Linked DNA regions of Homo sapiens: region 1 is linked to region 2. The links are chromatin loops, found by intact Hi-C in ENCODE. Cell type or tissue: PC-3. All regions are shown on one strand. Links, peaks and the distances in the headings refer to the core of each region. The heading gives the core; the rest is flanking DNA. Region 1 overlaps TMED7-TICAM2 (TMED7-TICAM2 readthrough). Region 2 overlaps LOC105379129 (a long non-coding RNA gene).

Evidence for each region. A loop is a pair of places that touch in the nucleus more often than their neighbours do. Peaks named below come from ENCODE experiments on the same cell type or tissue, not always from the same donor. Only the 100,000 strongest peaks of a DNase experiment are listed, where the experiment ranks them.
Region 1: it touches region 2 in a loop (7-fold over the local background); 107 of 110 quality-filtered maps call a loop at or near these places.

Annotation. Positions count from the first base shown.
Region 1 is chr5:115,569,690-115,581,309 of GRCh38, reverse strand. It overlaps TMED7-TICAM2 (TMED7-TICAM2 readthrough), which reads left to right. Exons shown (of 4, transcript NM_001164469.4): 4 at 1-2,814. TICAM2 (TIR domain containing adaptor molecule 2) reads left to right here. Exons shown (of 2, transcript NM_021649.7): 2 at 1-2,814. The coding sequence starts at 54. The coding sequence ends at 761. Among named protein-coding and RNA genes, the nearest start is that of TICAM2-AS1, 27 kb to the left of the region's middle. RefSeq lists enhancers at 5,855-5,924, 5,955-6,004. In PC-3, for the core only: no CTCF peak of the experiment used is centred there; DNase peaks (open chromatin) are centred at 1,439 and 5,409; H3K27ac peaks cover 1,842 bases.
Region 2 is chr5:115,302,631-115,314,250 of GRCh38, reverse strand. It overlaps LOC105379129 (a long non-coding RNA gene), which reads right to left. Exons shown (of 5, transcript XR_948684.3): 2 at 1-40. Among named protein-coding and RNA genes, the nearest start is that of CCDC112, 12 kb to the right of the region's middle. In PC-3, for the core only: a CTCF peak has its summit at 4,283 (motif pointing left); no DNase peak of the experiment used is centred there.

The DNA.
Region 1 (11,620 bases), core at 1,162-9,161, 270 kb before region 2:
AAGAAATGCTGAGAAATACATAAAGTTTTCCTCTTCTGCCTTGGATATTTATAATGGGTATCGGGAAGTCTAAAATAAATTCCTGCCCTCTTTCTCTCTCTTGGGGTAAAAGGCACAGTGTGGATACAAGTCCAGGATATCATGAGTCAGATTCCAAGAAGTCTGAAGATCTATCCTTGTGTAATGTTGCTGAGCACAGCAATACAACAGAGGGGCCAACAGGAAAGCAGGAGGGAGCTCAGAGCGTGGAAGAGATGTTTGAAGAAGAAGCTGAAGAAGAGGTGTTCCTCAAATTTGTGATATTGCATGCAGAAGATGACACAGATGAAGCCCTCAGAGTCCAGAATCTGCTACAAGATGACTTTGGTATCAAACCCGGAATAATCTTTGCTGAGATGCCATGTGGCAGACAGCATTTACAGAATTTAGATGATGCTGTAAATGGGTCTGCATGGACAATCTTATTACTGACTGAAAACTTTTTAAGAGATACTTGGTGTAATTTCCAGTTCTATACGTCCCTAATGAACTCCGTTAACAGGCAGCATAAATACAACTCTGTTATACCCATGCGGCCCCTGAACAATCCCCTTCCCCGAGAAAGGACTCCCTTTGCCCTCCAAACCATCAATGCCTTAGAGGAAGAAAGTCGTGGATTTCCTACACAAGTAGAAAGAATTTTTCAGGAGTCTGTGTATAAGACACAACAAACTATATGGAAAGAGACAAGAAATATGGTACAAAGACAATTTATTGCCTGAGATGAAACATATAACATGTGGCTGGCTCTTGTTTTGTAAACCAAATGATTAATCTTCACTTGAGAAAGCAGTTTCTAGGAAATGTTTAAATAAAAGAGAGTCTTCACCTTAAAGAAACCTATGGAGCACAAGAAAGATAAATTTCTGCAGGACAGCCTATAAAATTGTGGTACTTTTTGATGTTTCAGTAAACTTGACATTGTCAGAGTTTCAAGGACTTTTCTTTCACAATTTTCCTAGTTCATGGATATGAAAAAGGAATTCTCAATCCATATTCCTTGTATTGAACCTTGAACAAAAACTTGTATGACAGACATTTTTAAAAATGTGACAACACTTTTATTCTCTGAATTTTGATCTCAAAGGACACAGAAAAAAAATGGCCCCAGGAGATCTGATCACACTTCCTCCTGAGGCACCTCTCATGGATGTTGCAATAAGCATTCGGGTACTATCACCCAGAAATATGAATTGCCAGAATAGAACATTTAGCATGTTAAGCGTTGATGCATATAAAATCAGAAATAGATGTGAGAATGGTGGAACTTTTTAAAAGAACCCAGTCAAATGTATTTTCTGCTGAAATCTGCATATTTGGAGGCATTTCCCACCACCGATTCACAGCCCATTTGATAGTGTGGTAGTTAGGGACTTCGTGGAGTGGTGTTCAGACGTCCCCTGGGGCTTAAATCTCTTCATATTAGTCATCATTTGTAACTATGGCTTTATTTGCAGAGCTTCTAAAAGGCGTATAACTGTGTGAGTGGCCAGATATTCACTTTTTAAATCAAAAACCTCTCTTATGGAAGCTTTAAAAGTTTCCGTCACACACAATTCTCTTCTCAGGAAGTATTTCTCATTTAGGTCTTCAAAGTAGCCTGACTGTGTGCATGTGTGTGTGTGATAGGTTATTTATAAAGACTTTGGATAGAAGGAGATGTATTTTATTACCTCCTATTCTAGAGCCCCATGCTCCTAACAAGCCAGAGAGGCCCCAAACAGGATTGTTTCTTTCCTCCACAGCCCTTCTGCCCATCTGAGATTGAGGGAGCATCGTCCACTTGAGATCAGGGATGGGGTGGAGAATGGGTCATGTCATGTAATGAGAAAAGCCCTCTTCGGGATCATGAGACTTGGTTCTAGTCCAATTTCTGCCACTGAGGATGAATGTAACTGTGGGCAAACTATTTACCCTCCTTTATCTGTGAAATGAAAGGGTTGAATTGATGGATCTCTAAAGGCTTTTGTCCTCTATGAGGATGTGAAAAACTAGGGACCACAAAAGGGAACAAGCAAAAAAGTTTGGATTCGATAAAGTGATATGTAATAGTTGCAGAAGGCTTTATATATGCTTATAATGAAAAGATATTTTTTGTATATTGACAGCATAATTTATTTTTAATGCTGTCATTACACTTAAAGTCACAGGAAAAAAATATACATGCTTACTCAGGCTTTCTTAAAAATAAATTTTTATAGAGATCCTTGAGTAAAGACATTTTGCTTAATTTCTTTTTTCTTATTCCCCACTTGTATATCCCCTACCAGTACCGGGATCTGCACACATCTTTTTGCAGTTACCTCTTCATAGCCATGAACCAAAACGTTCTATGAGGAGCATGCAAGTAAGTCAAGCCTCCTATTCTGTTAGTACTTATTAGAGGAGGAGATGGTTTTCATTGCATAGTGACATTTTCTTAGCCTTAACGTTCTGATAGTAGCTTACTACTCACTTCTCTTTTTCAGTTTTCATAATAAGTATTCATTTTTTTGCCATAATGCTTCCTGTAAAGCCAATTTTATATACTAATAAAACATGAACTGCCCACTCTTCATGCCTGCCAAACTTGGGGCAATTGATGCTAAATGGTATTTTTAAAATAAATGTTTTTATTCTTTACTCTTGACTAAACTTGTTTATTTTCAACTCCAATGAAGATTGTGGAAGAGTGTTTTGAAATGAAGCATCGATTTGTACTTCATAGAGCACCAGACACAATGTCTCACCCAATTTGGAGTTCCATATTTTTTTTATGATAAAGAAAAATGTTGGCCGGGCGCGGTGGCTCACGCCTGTAATCCCAGCACTTTGGGAGGCCGAGGCGGGCGGATCACGAGGTCAGGAGATCGAGACCATCCCGGCTAAAAACGGTGAAACCCCGTCTCTACTAAAAATACAAAAATTAGCCGGGCGTAGTGGCGGGCGCCTGTAGTCCCAGCTACTTGGGAGGCTGAGGCAGGAGAATGGCGTGAACCCGGGAGGCGGAGCTTGCAGTGAGCCGAGATCCCGCCACTGCACTCCAGCCTGGGCGACAGAGCGAGACTCCGTCTCAAAAAAAAAAAAAAAAAAAAATGTTAAGTGCTGAATTATTATATATGTTGAAATTATCAATTGTAACAAAATAGCTAAACTGAGGATGAAAACAGGTAAAGGTGTGGGCTTTGTCATGTTTGTTGTGTACATATGTGCGTGTGCACACACCCATACACACATGTACATATCTAGGTACATACACATATCAGGAAATATGGGAAATTTTGCACTATGCTGGGGAGCTTTCATTTTGAGTACTCTGTGGGCCTTATTGCCCACCCTGGAGCTTTACAGGGGAGAACCCGAGTTGAGCCTCATGTATCAGTTAGGAAAACCCCACGCCACGTGGCCTAAACCATAAGAAAAAAATATTATCCGACTTAACAAGAGGTCCGCCAAGGTACAGGGGCTCAAATGTGTCATTAAAATCCCAGTCATATACTGAAATATTATTCAGTTCTAAAAAGGAATGAAATTCTGATACATACCATAACATGGGTGAACCTTGAAAACATTATGCTAAGTAAAATAAGCCAGATACAAAAGGACAAATATTATAGGATTCCACTTATATAAGGTAAATTCACAGAGACAGAAAGAATAGAGGTTACCAGGGGCTGAGGGCAGGGAGGAATATGGAGCTATTGTTTAATGGGTACAGAGTTTCTGTTTGGGGTTGTTGAAAACGTTCTGGAAATGGGTAATGGTGATGACACACAACATTGCGAAATGTACTTAATACCACTGAATTGTACACTTAAATATGGCTAAAATGATAGATTTTATGTTATATATATTTTACCACAATACAAGTTGAATATCCCTTATCCAAAATGCTTGGGACCAGAAGTGTTTTGGATTTTGGATTTTCATATTAGAGATGCTCAACTTGTAATTAAAAAAAAAAAGAAAAGGTAAAAAAACAAACCCAGGTTCTTTCCATCTTTTTGCTCTTCCATTCTCAGTGTTTCGGTTGAGCTCCCTTCCAAGGTGTAGCCTGGCTGCTCCAGTGTCCGACACTGTATACAGACATGACAGTGTCCAGCCTAATAAGATGATAGGAGTGGTCCACCCATATGGAAAAAATAATTCATCACTGCATTATTGAAAATTGTTGATACCCAGTAATGATAAAGAGCCATCTGACTCCCAGCTGGTTCCATTATTTCAAAATTCTCCCTACCCCTACCCTGAGTGGACACCTCCTAGCCTCCCTGCATCCAAACATCTTCCAACACCGTTTCTGAGTCAGACTACCTGGATTTGAATTCCACCTCTGTCCTCTGTAAGTGATGTTCTTAAAAAGACACTTAATTTTTTTGAGTTTTAATGTCCTCATCTAAAAATAAAGATCATAAATACCTCCCTGAAAGGTCATTTTGAGGATTTAATGAGCTAGTGCCTCACATATAGCTACCATATCTATGCTACTAGAACTATTTTTTGTTGCCTACACACATTCAATATGCAGCATGGGTTGGCGGGCAGGACACATATGCATTTTTACATACCCACAATCCTATCCTTGGAAACCTCGCAACTTGTAGGGAATAGATTTTAAACAAAGACAAAGGAAGATGCCAGGCCTTGTTCCCATGTGCAGTACAGCCCCCAGTCAGGCACTGAAAAGCAGAGGAGCCCCCTTGATCAGCAAGAGATGTGTGAGCTGTTAATGATGAGTATGAGTGCGGAGGAAGCTGGTGGCATGAAGGATGCAAGAGCATGGTGCCATGATTCTAACAAGTAGAAAGTTGAGCCATAAACTAGAAAAGCAGGAAAATGGAGTCTAGGAGTGCCAGCTTTGAAGTCAGTTAGGAGGAAGAATGGCTCAGACCTGGATGCCTTCAGTGGAGTTTTGTTGCTCCTTACACTTAAAAATGGTGGATCAACTTTGTGTTCATTTGATTATGGAGGGCAGAGGGTGTAATCCGTTTAATTTAGCTCTTTTCTGGGGCTTAGCAACTCCCAGATAATTTTGCCTCATTTGGGAATAGGCTGTATGAGTTTAGTTATACTATTCCCCTTGGGTTGGGTGGAGAAGGGAGTAAGAGTATCACTAGTCTACTCTGCTCCTTTCTTTCCTGACTAACTTAAGTTCTGCCTTGAATTCAACAAGCTGTTTGCTGGGGTTAACGCTTTCCAGCACAAGTCAGGGATGTTTTCCGCTTCAGTCCCTCATCCTTCAATTTTGCAGATCCTAATGCATTGGTTGTCAAAACCACTTCACTGCATAGAAGGTAACACCACTAGTAACAGAAATAACTTCCCTTGGCCCTCTCATTTGCAACAGCTCATTCCTAAGGCCCAATCCCAGTTCCTGATGGTGGATGTTGTTCCAGCCTGGAAAGCTTAATCACTTCCTCTCCAGTAACGAATAAATAGACTAGATTTCACTGAGTCATCTGTCTGCCCAGCAAAGGACCCTGCAAAAAAGAGATCAAAGTGGTTTTCACAGTCTTGTTGCAAAGGAAATCTGAGTTGGGGCCCAAGTATTCAAAGGGTGTAGAGTGGCTCAATATTAGTATCTAATTCAGGAGAATCATTTCAGTGCAGGCAAAGGATTTCAGGTCCTTTATCTGTACATTTTGCAGGTAAAAAACCTCAGTGCAGGTAAAGAAACCACATGCCATGCTGTGGAGTCAGGCTATTCCCAACTGTAGAGAAAGTCCATTGATCCATGAGTGTGGTGGGGCTGGCCCCAGGGCTAGTGAGAAGCTGTTGCCATGGCTGCATTGCTGGTAAGGTGGGATTCCGTGTGTTTGCCCTGAGCAATCTGCGCTGCCTCTGTGACTTTCCTCCTCTTCTCAGTCTTACACCGCCTGGTCTTAGGTCATCTGCTAAGCTGTCACAGAAAGTGACGTACCCTCCACACCTGTGGATGGTCTGAAGGGCAAGGAGGAAATTTCAGAAAGCTGTCAGGCACTTGATGAAATGAAACCACAGCATCTGGAAGTTGATGTCCTTAAGCCAATGACCAGAAGGAATGAACCAGAGAACTGATGTTGTTGTCCATGGACCTGATGTTTCTTATGAGATTCCAAGTAGAAAAATTTATTAGATTTTGAACACTTAACGGCTGGATAAGGACAACTTTCTTATATATATATATATATATATATATATATATATATATATATATATATATATATATGTCATATGTGGCAATACTCTTGTCAATTAACATATTAAGTTTGGATTGAGGTAAGTAATACTTGAAAGTGCCATTAATTAATAACTCAGAGCATGAAAATTATTTGATTAAAAGCTCAATGAGGCTGGGTGTGGTGGCTCATGCCTGTAATCCCAGCACTTTGGGAGGCCAAGGTGGGTGGATCACGAGGTCAGTAGTTCAAGACCAGCCTGGCCAAGACGGTGAAACCCCATCTCTACTGAAAATACAAAAATTAGTCAGGCGTGGTGGCAGGTGCTTGTAATCCCAGCTACTCAGGAGACTGAGGCAGGAGAATTGCTTGAACCTGGGCAGCAGGGGTCGCAGTGAGCCTAGATCTGGCCACTGCACTCCAGCCTAGGCGATACAGTGAGACTCTGTCTCAAAAAAAAAAAAAAAAAAAAGCTCAACGAATTAACTTGTGGAAAAAAAGAAAGACAATTGCTCTTCTCTCTTCTCCTTTGCCAATGAACCTGCTCTCACAACTGTTTACTCCAACATCTATACTCCTTCACAGTTGCCTTCCTTTCTGTCATGAGCAAGAATTGTTCTGGGGAAATCACTTCTTTAGTTAGTTTAACACACTTCTATTTCTCTTCAGATAGAGTGAGTTCTGAGTCATTTTCACTCTGAGGTGAATAATTAGAAATGCTTTTATTAGCAAGTAACAGGAACCTGCATTTAAGCAGTTTCCAAATCTAATTAGAAATGTTGCTTTCAGCTACCTACTCAAACTACAGGTTTAAATCAAGAAAATTGTTTTTTTCTATTATTTGTAGGGGACCTCTACAAACTAGCTCCTTCCGGAGGTTTTCCATGTATATATTGGACAGGACACATAACAAGCTTTACAGATTTCTGTATATTTTATGTGTATTTATAAATAATGCTATCACATTAAAATGTTCTAAAATTAGATTGCAGTGCTGGTTGCACAACTCTGCACATATACTAAAAACTGTTGAGTTGTATACTTGAAATGGGTAAATTTTATGGTATGTAAAATATATCTCAATAAAGAACCTAAAAAATACTCTCGAGCAAAGATGACAATAAAATGCTACAGTGATTTGGAAACATGATTTAGCAATGACTAGTAATGTTGAAGATGGGCATATCTTATGAATCTAGCAATTCTACCTCTGGATTTGTATCCCAAAGAAACTCTCTCACAGGTACCCAAAGAAGCACGAGTGAGAAGGATGCCTATGCAGCATTCTTTGTAATAGGTAAATAATGGGAAACAATCTAAATGTCCATCAGTAGGAGGATGCAGGAATACATTATGGCAGGTTCATGAAATCAATACTATAGGGCATTAAAAATAACTAGGAAACCTACATATGTGAATATGGGTAAATTTCTAAAATGTAATATGTGGGAGAAGTAAATTATAGAATAATATGGATAATTTGATAACATTTATATAAAGTTTTAAAACGTACAAGACAGCTCTGTATTTTTAATGGGTACTTACATTGGTGATGGTATATTATTTTCCATGCTCTCCTGTATGTTTGAAAAAGTTCATAATTATTTTTTAAATTAGCATTCACTTGTAGTCATGTTAAGTGCTGTAGATGTTTCCTACACGTGCAATGATTTGAGGAACTAAAAAAAGATGAAGACTGTCAATGGGTAGAGAAATATATGCTTGTAATAATACGTTTCATTTTTTATCACCTACTGTGTTTGGCACTTAACTTACATTATCTCCAGTGTTCCCCAGATTCCTACAAGGTTAGTCATACAGTGTCCAATACTGGGCCAAGAAACAGATGCTGGAAATGTAATATACCCAAGATCACAGGCTGGTAGAGGATGGAGTCATTGAAATATTCAGTGGTCTGGCTCCAAAGCCTTGTGGGTCTTAGGCTTCATAATTGTGCTTCTCAATGTACCTGTCTGCTTTTCTCATGGTGGAGAAATTAGGAGAGGCCAGTAGTACAAAGAGAAAACCATAACAAGTTCATGGTGAGGTTGCCATAATTCTAGTCTTCTTTGCCTAGTATGCACAACTCATGACAGAGAGTCTCAGGAACTATGCGTCCTAATTCCACTGTGCTGCTGTGGAGCTAACTTTTCTAATCTTCACTTTCCTCCAGAAGACTCAAAGTATTGCAGTAGCTGATTTCTAACATTTTCTAGCTGTGTGATTTTTTTCTGAGCTCTAAAAACTAAGGTCTCTGCCCATTCTAAAATGCTTCCCTTCTTTTGTTGTACTTTCTTCACTTCAGCTTTTGAACAAGCATCACTAAGCACTATTTTGTCACAAACTCCATGACCTTTGGAAATGGAAATGATGCTCTCTTAGTAAGCCCTGTCTGTGTCTAGGGAGAGAGGAGGATGTCAGTGTCTTTTAGCTCTGAACAAGAAGTCCACTATGTCTGGCATGATAATTTAAAGGGTCGCCAAATACTCTTGTTTTGTTTTGCTTTATGTAGTTTATTTGCTCATACTAGATGACACATATGTTAAATGAAACACTGCTTTGATTTAGAGGGAGGAGGAAAAATGGGGTACATAATAAGTGGGACTAGTGTTTATTTCAGGAAAAATGTGTTGCTTAGCTCCTGTATGCATATAATCATGTGCATCTTTTCTGTGTTTCAGAACAAAGATGTTGTTCAGCAATATAGGAAACATTAACAAAGGGAAACGAATGCAGACATTTACATACACTGTGATTTGTGAGTTTCAGGGTGGGATAGATCTAGCAAAAATTATGTTTAATGCTTAGATTTTATGTAAAACTACTGTGATATTGAATGCCGTATGTTTTGATTAGAGTACAGCCTGTGCAGCCCCATTATTTGGGTTCAATTTTAGTTGTACATTTATTTGTTGGGTAACTTTGGTCAAATTTAGTTAACCTTTCTATACTTTCAATTTGTAAAGTAGAAATCATAGGAATGACTACCTCAGAGGTGTTCTGGAAAGTAAGTGATTTAATAGAGATACAGTACTTAGGACAGGGGGAGTAAGGCATTCTTAGAAGTCGCTTTCATCCTGACCTTGCCTATTATTCAAGGCTGACTGCTAAGAGACTAGTTAAGCAATTAGATCCAGATCTTGATAGTTGCCCTATTTTTCCCCTTCAAGGCCATATGTGTTACTTTCCTCTAATACATTTGCCTAAAGCCAAAGAACAATCCATCTACCACTTAAGAATACATTTATTGCTTTTAACTTAAAAAAAAATTAAAGAAAAGATCTCTGTAAGGATGAGCTCCATCTTATGGTAGGCTTCATCTATACTGCCTCCTTCTTGTCGTAGTGGCTGCTGCAGTCAGGCATCCAGTCACTGGTGCACAGCTGAGAGAAAACTCAGGGCTGGTGTTCTGAAGCGGGTGACATAAGGATCTCTAATCACTGACCCAGCGACTCCAATACTGTCTTTGTTTCCCTGAGTTTTATATTTGCCCAGAACTGGAAAGCTCCCAGCCATTCATTCACTGGTCAGTTCTGTGTGTGTGCTATAGTAGCTACTCTGTTGCCAGCAACAAGAAGAAGGAGGTGAGGAGAGCTCTAGGCCTGATTTTCACCGCCAAAGAAATTCTGGCACTGGTTAGTGCTCTGCTGCGTGGTTGGCATGGAGACTAGAGAATTCAGGCTACCTAACAATTGAGGACTTAGGGGAACAATAGGTCCTGGTTATTTTCTTAGCCTTTTGCTGAGATATTTCCTTTATTCTTCTTTGGACTGCCCCATTAGGACCCAAGCTATTTCTTGTGGTTGTAAGGGCCTACTCAACTTAAAACATTTAATTCAGTTCTATTTAATTTTTAAAAATAGTTAATATATTCAAATGCCTCGAAATTCAAAGAGTACAATGCAGCAACCTTGTTTCCATTCTCAAAGCCATTTACTATTACAAGCTTCTTATGAGTTCTGCCAAGATGCCTTATGCATATACAATCAATAACATATGTACATATATACAAATCTACCCATCCCCATCTATCTCAGAGGTCATCCGATACCAATGCATGAAGAGCTTCTTCATTTTGTTCTTACTGACTGCCTAGTACTCAGTTGTTTCAATGTATCATAACTTATTTTAACCAGTACCCATTGATGGATGGCCCTTTATATTGTTTCCAGTCTCTCGATACTACAGCGCCCCTGTAACAAGCAACCATGTATGTGTGAAATTTTGCACATGTATAAATGAATATATCAGTAAGATAAAAGCCTAGAAGTGAACTTGCTGGGTTAAGAGCATGTGGATATGAAATTTCTACAGATACTCCACAAAAGTTGCATCAGTTTACATTCCCAGCAGCATTATGTGAAAGTGCCTGTTTTCCCAGAGCCTTAGAAGAGTGTGTCACCAAACTTTCCCAATCTAAAGGTAAAAAACAGTGTCTCACCAAAGTTTTAATTGGTGTTTTTTAAGATGTGAAGTTGAACATCTTTTCATATGTTCAAGAGCTGTTGGTATTCCCTTTTGTGTGAAATATCTGTATATGCCCTTTGCCCAAGTTTCTATTGGATTATTAGTCTTTATATAACTATTATATGAATAGGAGCTCCTAAGAATAGGATCTCTTTATATGTTGGGTAAATTAGCCCCCGTCTGTGTTTTGCAAATATTTTTCACAGTGCGGGTTTAGATTTGCTTATGGTAATTTTTTTACCCGTGGAGATATTTTGTATTTGTAAGTAGCAGAATTTATCAGTTTTTCTTTTATCTGAGTTTTTTCCTAAGCTTTATAATATGCTTTAGTATCTGAGAAAGCTTGTTTACCCTTATTGTTCTTCATTTTCAAAATTTTCTACTTCTGTGCTTGCTTGTTTACTATTGCATATGACTGAAATATAAATTTTATATATTAATATAAATATGCTTATATTGCTATAAAAATCCTTTTATTAGGGCTGCATTCCATTTACAGCTTAGCTTGGAGATTTGATATATTTATGTTGCTGTGTCTTTCCATCTAGGGACATCTTATGCCAAAGGGCAACACAGATGTGCCATCTCTGGGTGCTTTTAACAAAAATGCCAAGCTTTTGTATATGTTATGTGTGCCAAGTGTTTAAAGCAGGCCTTGCACTAGTGCACCAACAGTTTTTACTTTATGACTTGAGCAAAACATTTTGACATTGTATTATGGCTATGTCTCTAAAGTTAATAGTAAACATTTTTAATTTAAAAATATTAAGAACCTTAAAAATATATATTTTAATAATTCCCTTCCAAAGCCAGAAAATTAGAGATATGAAGAAAGCATTGTATACATGTGCTTATATTATTTTTAGCATAATAACAAAAATTAGAAATGATGTAAATGCCCACAGGTGAAGATTTGGTTAAATTACAGTAATCCTTATCTTGAAATGCATTTCAGTGATTCAACTTTTTAAAATAAA
Region 2 (11,620 bases), core at 1,247-9,246:
TATCAAACTGGTGGCCCATTGGGTCATTATAGCCTTCTACCTGAGGGGGAAATTAAACTGAATCAAAGGAAAGTTTCACCAGATTCTTCTCAATGTACTAAAAAGAACAAAAACTACCATAACAATTCTAAGAATTTGTGATCCTAGTATAATACAGCCATGACTTACTGGGACATAACTGAACACTTTATAGAGTGACACTTTCCAAAGATTCTTGTGAGCTTTTACTTAAATTTTTCCCATAAATTTACTAATTACCCTTATCAAAAGGAAATTCATGACATAGCTCAATGCTAAGAGTCCAGGGAACAAAGTAAAGGCTGGAAATAGTGACCTGGTTTCACTAGAAATTGCAGGAAAGTACTGGTTTATAGGTCACTGGTTTTTTTGTGCCAGAAATGTCTGACTAAATTAGGTTACATCCTGCAGGCCCTTCACCTGTCTCTCACGTAAATAACATTACCCAAGGGTGTCCTCTCAGCCCTACTCATGACTGGCACAAAGACATTTCAGCCCACATAAATTACCTTTTTTCTGGTTTTGTGAGAAACTTGGTTCCCTCAAATGGTTGTGATATGAAAATTCGCTCAAAGCCGAAGGTGAATGATAAAATAAAATGGGCTCTAAAAGGACACTTCTACATCTAAATTCAAGAATTCTATGGTTCTAGGATATAGTATAAAAATTAATGGAATCTGTTTCACATAAGCAAGCAGATTTAGGATTAGAAGCATGTCATAACTTGAAGGCAACCCAAAATTTATTTTTAGGCTACATGAATCTTTCAGAGTTCTTGATTTCAGACAATGAAACTCCCCCTAGGTAGTTTAGGCAGCAAAAGGAATTGTATTAAAGATTTTAAGCAGTTCTTGGAATCTCAGTGAGGGCTACAGAATAAACCATGGCTGCTCTGAGGCTGGGAGCCATATGAAAGTTACACAGATGGTTCCAGGGGGCACTCTATTGCTGCTGTGCCTGGGCACAGACAACCCAGCTTTTGCCCCGAGTGGCGGACACTGGAAACTCTGCCTAGAACCTCTGGCAACATCTCTGGAAGGTAGAGCCTCTCCCTCTATCTGCCATGATGGATTCTGTGAGATGCCTCACTCACTCCAGCATGGAGGTCTCAATAAGATGGGTCTAATTGGCAGAACCTGGACACTAGATCCTCAAATTGAAGATGTCAGGAGAGTTTCTGACTTCATCTTTGAAGAACGAACTCTCAGAAATCAGGAAACTCTCCAAATATAAAATGGGCTCAAAGGTAATGAGTGGCAATGCCCACTTCAAGTAGTATAACCTTAGCTTCCCCTGGGGACCTGGAAAGCCCGGGTCACATCTTCCCGGGGAGTTAATGCCCATGGGCAGACTCTTGACCAGGGGCATATGTAGAATGAAATGGACTGGCAGATAAATTGTTTTCCCTTCCTCTCCCCTGGTGGGCTGCCTTGATATGTAAAGTTCATTTGGCCTTACTGAGCACATCCCATGAGATGCAACATGAACTATACTTGTTGCCAACAAGAGGCTGACTCAAACTTCCCTCATGTTTGCCCCTTTTCCCTCACTTCTGTTTCCCTGGGAATGTAACTCCCAAAACAGATAGCAGCACATAAGCCTTTCCTTTAGGCTCTGGTTTCTACGGGTGCAAAAGCATCTCACTGCAGATGCAAAGTATTCTTATTAGAGCCTTTGCCTGGTCTCTATGACAAGCTTCAATTATTTTTCCTAGAAAACTAGTAATAGAAGCTCATGCCAATTTGTAAGACTGCATTTGCCATAACTGTCGTTCATACTAAAAATTTCTTTTCTACTATCTCTAGTTTTGTCTTGTGTGCAAAGAAAGAATTATTCATTGGGGCTCAGGTTGTGAGAGTGAGGAGTAGATGAATGAACCGGTCAGCTCTCTCAAATTCAGTGAGAGTCTCCTCGCTGCTACATCAAATGGCATCATGCTTTGTTATAGCCATGCTGAATTTCTTCTAGTTCCCTAAACAAACTATTGTATATCATTTCTCCGTGCTCTCTATCTCAGGTTTTCTCTCCTAAGAAGCTGTCTTCCTTTCCACTATTACTACTGCTAATAGTGGAATTAATACAGCTAACTGCGTCTGGTCCTTGAAAACTAAGCTTGGGTGTCACTTCTTTAAGGAAGCCCTGCTGAAGACCCCTTCCCACTACTCTAATTTATACCAAACTGCATATTCCTATAATACCCTGTGCATTGTATTTATTTGAGCCAAACTGGACTTCAGCTATTGGTCTATTGACCTGTCTTCCCTGACAAGATAGCTGCTTGAGAGCAACGACCATGCCTCATTTGGCTTTGTAGCCCTAGCAGCAAGCACTGTAACTGGCACATAATGATCGTCTAATTAAAAGCTGTTTGAATGAATAAATAATGTTTATGGAATAACTGAATTACACCAGTCAGGGTCCCTGTGCCATGTTGTGGCAGTGGCTAAAAAAAAAAATCTATCCAGCCGGGCGCGGTGGCTCACGCCTGTAGTCCCAGCACTTTGGGAGGCCAAGGCGGGTGGATCACGAAGACAGGAGATCGAGGCCATCCTGACTAAGATGGTGAAACCCCGTCTGTACTAAAAAAAATACAAAAAATTAGCCGGGTTTGGTGGCAGGCACCTGTGGTCCCAGCTACTGGGGAGGCTGAGGCAGGAGAATGGTGGAGCTTGCAATGAGCCAAGATCACATCACTGCACGCCAGCCTGGGCAACAGAGCAAGACTCCATCTCAAAATAAATAAATAAATAAATAAATAAATAAATAAATAAATAAATAAATGAATAAATAAAATAAAATAAAATAAAATAAAAAATCTATCCAAGCCCTTCCCTGGATTGAAGAGTGCTTCATCCTTCCACCCACCTGTGAGATACAGTCAATAACTACATTGAGCCATCCCAATTGAAAAATCCTGTAATTTCCCTAGGAAAGATGGCTCAATGTCATGTTTTTGGTTGATTCCTGAGTGAGTGAGGATAATAAAAAAAAATTACTATTGAAAAAAAAATAAGCGAAATGTATATACCTAGGACTTGCCTTAGATGACCAGTGTTTTTGTCATCTCCATCTCACTTCACCAATGGAACAAAAATAGTTATTAAGAAATGACATTTAACTGTTCTCATATTTAGAAGTTATCTGTCCCATATATCTGAAGCTGACCCTCATTCCAAATACTTGTCCAAATATGTCCTAATTTTTAGTTTAGAAAATACATACTCATTTATTTTTTCATGGATCCATCTAAAAAATTCAAATTGATGTCTAAGATGGGCTGCCTCAGGCATAGATATGCAATAGTAAATGGAACAAACATCATCTCTTGTGGAGTTTGCATTTGAATGGGGGAGGAGTATAAACATTATAACCTATATTCAGGAAGTCTTTCCTTCAACAAATATTTATTAAGTGCTCCTATGGACTCCGTGCTGAATAGCAGAGACACAGGGGTGCCCCATGGAGGTTGTCCTCTAGAAGGGAAAGAATATTAATCAAATAATCACACAAATAGATAATGAATTATGACAACTGTTATAAAGGGGAAAAATCAGATTAGATGGGATCCAAATCTAGATGTGGGTGGAGGTGGCCAAAAAAGGCTTCCCTAGGAACTGACATTCGAATTGTGTCAGGAAGCGAGGGTTAGAGGCTCCCTCCAGACATAACCACTAATACAGGCTAAGGGATGCTGGCATGTTATGAGAGCTAAAAAAGCCCAGGGTAGCTAGAGAACCAGGAAAGATGGAGAGAGAAGCAGGAAAAGTGGTCAGGGACCATATCATGCAGGGTTTTACAGGTCATTTAAGAAGTCTGTTCAAATACATTAGGGAATAACTAATGAAGGTTGAATGAGATTGCAGGTAAAAATTAGTTCATGAACTTCAAAGTTGCTAGTATTTATTGTTTTGATTTATATTCTGGTATAAGTAATTGAGGTGTTTTTTTAAAAAACTATTTGTATCACATAGAAATTGGTAGCATTAAAAACTATTCTAACCATTTTTGCTAAAAATAATTATTAGATTTAGTATAAAATTTTGGGAACAATCCATTTAAGAAGCTAAATGTCAGTTGACTGTATTTGTGAGTCTTAATATGAAAGTAAGTGTTTTTATTTATCTGCCAGGATTTCAACTGGTTTGCTCTTACTTCTATTACTGATATATTATAACAAGAACATTCTAATTTTCATGCCTAAAAGATGAAAATATTTTTTTCTTTTGGAAAGAATCAAATATGAACTGCATGTTTTCTACTGTTGCTCAGGTGACATCTGGTGGATAAAAACTGAAATGCAATTTTATATAGTTTAAGAAAGGTGAGGTTCTCAAATTCCACTGGTAGGAAGTCATTAAAGAAGTTGAGCCTTACTGATTGATGATTAATTTTGCTTATATTTTTGGCATCCTATTATTCTCATTAAGTAGAAATTGCGATAGAGATTTGATGGGAAGAACACTTCAGTGCCCTAGTAGATTTGGTAGGCTTTGGGTCCTGCTTAAACCTCTGGCAATAAGTAGCTAAATGGCCTGATTTAATTTTGTTTTTTTAGGAGTTTTCAAAGTGAGTAAACAGATTAGCTACAGATGGGACAAGAATCAGATTAATATCTGACTTCTCAGTGACAATAGTAAATAGGAAAAACAAGAGAACAATATCTTAAATATTCTGAAGAGAATTTTTACTCTGTCTAGAGTTCTCTGCTGAGCCAAACTCTCCAACAGATGTAAAAATAAAGGCATTTTCAGACATGCATGGGTATGAAGTTAACCTTGCATGAGTTCTCTTTGAAAGAATTACTATTTAAAATGCTATTTTTATCATTTACTCAATTGTCAAATGTTTCTACTTGGGGAAAGCGAGTGTATTCCATTAAGTGTTTATTAGAGCATGCCCCTCACTGTTATTGGTTTATTTTTTCTGAAAATTTCTGGATTTTTTCTTTACTTTTTATTATAAGCTATAGACCAGCTTGTCTACTTAAAATATTTATGTTTTCATTGTATTCTTTCACATATTCAAAAACCATAACAGTGAGCAGGCAGGCAAAGTCCTTTCCAGAATGGAGCTTACATTCAGTTTTTTTTTTTTTTCACTATGTCAAATTGGGTCTTTATTTCTATTATGTTTTCTAACTGCTTGTTGTTTGTATAGATGAAGGTGATTCCTTTCTGCACACTAATTTTGTACCCATCCATTCCACAAGTTCTCACATTGTTCACAACACATGTATAATTGAGTTTCTTGGGATTTCCAGGCATACAGTGATCTGTAAATAGTGATATTGTACCACTCTTCCAATGTTTATAACTCATGTCTTTGTCTTGTCTAATTGCATTGGTTAAACCTCCAGAACTACACCAAATAATAGTGATGACTGTAGATACAATTGTCTTGCTGCTCATTTTAACAGCAATGCTCATTGAGCATTAGTGTTTCCTCATTGAGCAGACTGCTGGCTTTTGGGAAATACCCATCTTTCCCCTTTATTGTGATTTTTTTTAAAAATCAAGTATGGATGTTGAGATCTATTGAATGCCTTTTCAGTATATTTGGAGAAAATCATGCATAACTTTTTTCTTTTTTAATCACTTTTATCAGACAAATTTCAGTTGCAGAAAACAGAAGAGGGTTTTATACAGGGAATTGGCTGCATACAAATCAGTAGAAAGCTGGAGGAGCAAGCTGTCTAGTAGTGGCTCCCGGAACCATACTGCAAAACTGGCCCACCCAGGGATCTGCCCCCTCTGTCACAGTCAGGAAGTCATGCTCCCATCCCACAGTTTGTGAGCATGTCATCTTAAGGTGATCTGGGAATGACAGCCTGCCACCACAATTCTTAGCTCCAGGAACACACCTTCCTATCTTTCACCTCTGGATCAGAAAACCGATAAAAGGACTACCAGCTCCAGAGTCTCACTGTGTCTGCTACAAGCTACCCCAGCAAAATGGCTGCCTCAGGTGCCACCAACTGTATTCTGAAAACAAGTCTCACACAAATGCATCTGTCTGATTGTCAAACGTAATTCACATTGAAGACCCTGGCTGCAAGGGAGCCTAGGAAATGAAGATTCTGAACTTTCCAGCCTTTATGGTATAGGATGTCATACAAAAGAGAGATTGGGGTAGACAGTGAATGAACCATGTTACTATACCCAACCACTTATTAAAATAGTGAATAATGTTAAATCATTCTTGAGACCATAGGGAAAAAATTCTTTTTCCCTTAATTATTTTAAGGTGCTGCTGGATTCTGTTTGCTAAAACTTTGGTGAACATTTTAAAATCAGTATTCATAAGTGATTTTTGTGCTGTCAGTTTCTGGTAACAAGCGTATGCTACTTTCATTAATAGAATTTGGAAGCTTTCCTCTTTTGCCTCTGCTCTGGAACAATTTAAAAAGCATTAGATGCCAGTCATGGTGGCTCACGCCTATAATCCCAGGACTTTAGGAGGCTGAGGCAGGTGGATTGCTTGAGGCCAGGAGTTTGAGACCAGCTGAACAACATAAGGAGACCCCATCTTTACAAAAAAAAAAAAAAATTAAGAGATAGCTGGACATGGTGGTGCAGTGTCTATAATCCTAGCTACCTGAGGCGGGAGGATGGCTTGAGCCTAGGAGTTCAAGGCTGCAGTGAGTTGTGATCATGCCATTGCACATTAGCCTGGGTGACAGAGCAAGACCCTGTCTGAAAAACAAAAAAATAGCATTACAGCCTATTTATTTCTTCCATAAAGATTTTGTAAGATTAGCCTTTGAAGCCCTCTGAGCCTGATGCTCTTTGGGAGCCTACCTCCTTGACAACTGTTTTCTTTTTATTTTTCTTGGACATTTAATATTTAATGTTTATATTTTTAATTCACCAATTTCAGTAAATTGTGTTTTTTTAGAAAAAGGATTAATTTCACCTAAATGTTCAAATTTATTTGCAGGCAGTTGAGGGAAATAGGCTCCTATGATTATTTTATTTTCCTTTGTATCTTTTTATTATGTATTTTTGTGCTTTCTTAATTTTATTCTTGGCCAAGTTAGCTAGTAGTTTATCTGTCTTGTTAAATTTATTCATTGGGATTATCATTTTTCTTAGTTTGATTTTATTATTTTCTTTTATAATTCATTTTTCCTTATCTCCTTTTTGGTAGCTGTTTTTTTCTCTATATTTTTTAGCTGGGTAGTTAATTCATTTACTCTTATTCTTTTGTGGTTATTAATACAATTATTGAAAACCACTGTTTCTTCTGAGGGTTGCTTTAATTGTATTCCGTGGATATTAGTATGTAGTGTTATCAATATTTTCTAATTAAGCTGCAATTTTAGTTTTGATATCATCTTTGACTCGAGTTTTAAGAGAGTTTTAAAATTCCAGATAATAGAGTCTTTTTGTCTTCTCAGTTGATTTGCTTTGTGATCAATGAAATATATCCACATTATTTCTGCTTTTTGGCATTTACTGAGGATTTGGGGCCTAAATTTTTGTGAAACTGTTAGAAAAGAAGGTATAATCCTTGTTTTCAGTGCATAGAGTCAATATGTGTCAATTAGACCTACCTTATAAAACATATCATTTAGTCTACTCTATATTGAAACCCCACTCTTTATACCCTTCTTCAGGTAGTCTCCCCACAGCAGCCTTTAAGAAGATCAGCAATTCTGTGACAGGTGTCTAACAGCTATAGCTCCAACCTCTGCCAAGGGAGTGAATACTCCTGCGTCCAATATTAACAACCAAACCTTGCAGAAATATTGATAGGAAGAGAAAAAAAAAATCAAGAAGTTATTACCTCTCATTCATTTACACTGACTGGCAGCCAGGTCAAGCACAGGCTTGCATATTTATATGCACATTTGCATATTTATTTGCATATGTATACAAAAACAAACCTCCCCAACTACATGCACTTTTTTGCTTTCTCTTCTGATTCCACCAAGGTTTCCACCAGGCACTTTCCTCAGACTGACCTGTAATACCCTAAGCAGTCTCTCAACATGGCCTGCTTCCATGCCCAAATCAGGGTGGGACATCCACTTCCTGGTATTTCTCTGTAGTAGGCAAACTGGTTTGGTATCTGCAGTCTTAATGCCTAGTAACAGCCTAATGTTAGTTGATTTTCCTTCCAACATGAACAAGCTATAAAATGTTTCTGTGCTCCAGATTACACCCATCACTAGACATTTCCTTTCTCTTATATTTTATAGATCCCAGTTAATGTTAAACTAACAGTATCAGTTGGGATTATTATATCTCAGACTACGTATAACAAAAATCCAAAAGCAGTGGTTGAAAAAACAGTTAATTGCTTTTCTCACATAAAAAGCAATTAGAGGTAGTCAGTAAAGCTGTTAAAATTAGTGCATGATAATTGTGAAAAATTCTCAACATTACCTAAGTCCCACCCATCCACTGATGTTTTATCATTTCTTGAAGTACATTTCTTATCTTCTATATTCTTGAAGTACATTTCTTACCTTCTATATTTATATATAGGGACCTGGTTTTTATTTAAAATTCTCAAGCAAGGGTAAATAATTTAAAACTTATTTTGTACCTATGAGCTAGAAGTTTCTGAGAATTTTCCTGTAATCCAAGGAAATATGTAGAAAGATGATCTACTGTACGCATTTGATTTTCTAACTGTAAAATAAATGACTATAATATAATAACTGGAATAATTTTTAAATGGTAGGTTTGTGGTCAGTCATATAGGTTTGAATTCTCAAAGAAAAATACTGTATTGGGACTAAGCGGTGTAGTCATAAAACTGTCATCCACATTGAAGATTTTTTTATTTCTCTGAGGATGGTCTGAGGGGCGTAAACCGGATACTATCAGCAACAGAATAATCAACATCCATTCAAACACAATTGATTGTTTTGTTTTCTACTGGCCTCCAAGAAATACTTATTTTTCAAAAGAAGAAAAATAGACTTTGAGGGTTTGGTGGTTTAGGAAAATAAGTATTAATGATAAAGGCAGGTTCATGGTTGATGATTGGTTCTGCTATATTTTAGCTATATTGTCTTAAAAAAATGTATTAACTACGCTCTCATAGTTAATTTATTTACACCAAAAGGAGATTATCAGTGTTAATAAGAATGTTTGACACATAACAGGCAATCAAAAGTAGGAATTATTATTTTTTAAATAAATATTTAAACTTTTTCCTTTTATTATACCTGCCCTCAAACTATCTTATCTTAACAGCTACACTTGAAGATTCACGGTTGTTGCTGCAGCTGTTACAGTTGTTAAAGAATCCATCTTTTAAGGCCCATCTTTGGGGAACTATAGTCTGTTAGAGAGTGTCTGGTTAGGGAACTCTAACATTACCAAGGAATTGTAAAATAGAAGCTAAATGACTGGGAATTATTTAAATAACTGTCTCTTTTTCATATCCAGAAATATTGTTTAAACAATAGAATATTTTATATGGAAATAGTGAAAAGTTGATAGAAGACATTCAATTGTTTTTACCTGAGAGAGAGAATTGTGGCGGGAGCTATCACCCTATATGTAATATTGCTTAGCTTGCATTGTGATTTCACTAGTCAGTGAAAAACAATTTATTCCTGCCTTGTCCATTTATACTGGTGAATTCTAGAGGGCACTGTAAAATCATCCATTTGTTGGTGTATTTGAAAGATTAATACAAATATTTTGTTATAATTAAGTCTTATTTAAAAATCCAGTCCCCAGGCATATGAAGACATTTGATTTTGTGTAACTCTCTGGAACAATTCCACCCATTTTCAGCAAATTATTCTGTGACCTTAGAATGAATCAAAACTGTCTCACCATCTGTTCAGTTTGCAATAGTGATCCTTATGTAAGGATCACTTTGATTTGAAAATCAAATCACTAGTTGCAACACTGGGCAACAAGTTCATTAATTGGGTTGAACTTGTTTGGTTATAATTGGAAAATAGCCTCTTTTTTCCTCTTACTGATTGCTTTTTAAACTTAATCTGTTAGATATCTCTTCCCTCTCTCAGATAATATCTTAGGTGGAGCCCATATATTTTCTGATCACCTTGAGTACTACTCATTTTCAGGTATTGAAACGTCAGCGTTCCCTAAATCACAACCATCATATCATGTCCAACTTAAAGCTTTTCCTTATTCCTGACCCAGAATCAGTAACCAGCAGTGGAGAAGACAGGCAGAGGTTCTTCTTCCACTCTCCTTGACCTACCCCCTTTCTGCATTCAACACACTGCTACTGAGTACTTCAGGATCAAGGAAGGTTTGAGAAGCTAATGAAAAGTCAGGAACTGGTGACAGTAAATGTAGAGTATTTTTTTTTTCCAAAAAACTGACAATGAAATGGAATAGAAAAAATAGAAGGCTGTGACTTGACTCACATATTGGTCGTGAAACAACACTGAGTTATATGGTGCAGATGAGAGCCAGGCCTAAACAAAGTGATTCTAAAATGTTGAAACTACAAGGCTGGGCAAAGGCGTACCAGAATAAATGTGAACAAAAAGGAATCACCAGACAGTGATTTTAAATATAAGATTGAATTCAGGGCAAAAATAATTAAACAGGAAGTATACTTTACAATAATAACAGGTGTAATCCACAATGAAAATCTAAGTTATATATTCTATACCCTAAATAACGCAGCATCAACATTCATTAGAAGGACTACAGGAGATACAAGAAGAAAAAATAGAAACATAAGTATCAGAAGACTAAGACAGATTAAGAATTCAAAAAATTAAGTGAAGATTGGGAGGGAATATAATAATGTGCAGTAAAACTGACTATAAAATATTTTCAAATAGTATTTTAATAATATGTAGACTTAGAGGAAAAATAGGCTTGCACCCAAGCCTATTTTTATGAACCTTATGAACCAAGAAACAAGAACAATTAAAAAGACAGGTTGGTATGGCAGGCAATGCTAGCAACTAACCCACTCATCCTCATAATAACCCCAATAAAGTATATTTTCAGGATGCTTTGTAGCTAGGGGTGGCTGTGTGATTCAGTTATAGTCAATGATACCTAAAAGGGGGGCATTGGGTAGGGAGGACTCATAGGAAAGCTTTTTTAAATGTGGCAGGTCTGCTGTCATCCTCCTTTTGCTCTTTGCCTTTGTAGCAACACATTGTAGATGTCCTGCCTCTGAGTTCACCCATCTACACTGATGGCCTCCACCTGTGTCCATGCTGTTCCGCTTCTTGACCTAACAGCTTTCTCTAGAAGCTTGTTTAGCCATTGTATGGGCAGCCTATAAAAGCTGGTGTTTAATGTCCCCACAGCAACGCTCAACGAGTGAGGTTTGGGATTTGGTAGATAGATAACTCAGCTTTCCCACCCCTTAGTAGGGAAACTCTGAGGACAGTCCTATAAGATTCCTCAGAGGTCCCCAGCTGGAGTGAGGCCCAGTTGCCCACAGCACTAACCACTAAAACACCCTCTGTTGGCTTTTCTCCCTTTCCTATTTCACTTTCTCGACGCTGTCACTTGGCTTCTTGAGATCACCTCCCAAACAACCTATCTCCTGTACCCAAGTCCTTGTCTCATGATCTAATTTCATGGGAACCCAAACTATGAAAGCCCTTTTCCTTCTTCCTGTCTAGAATGTAAGTCTG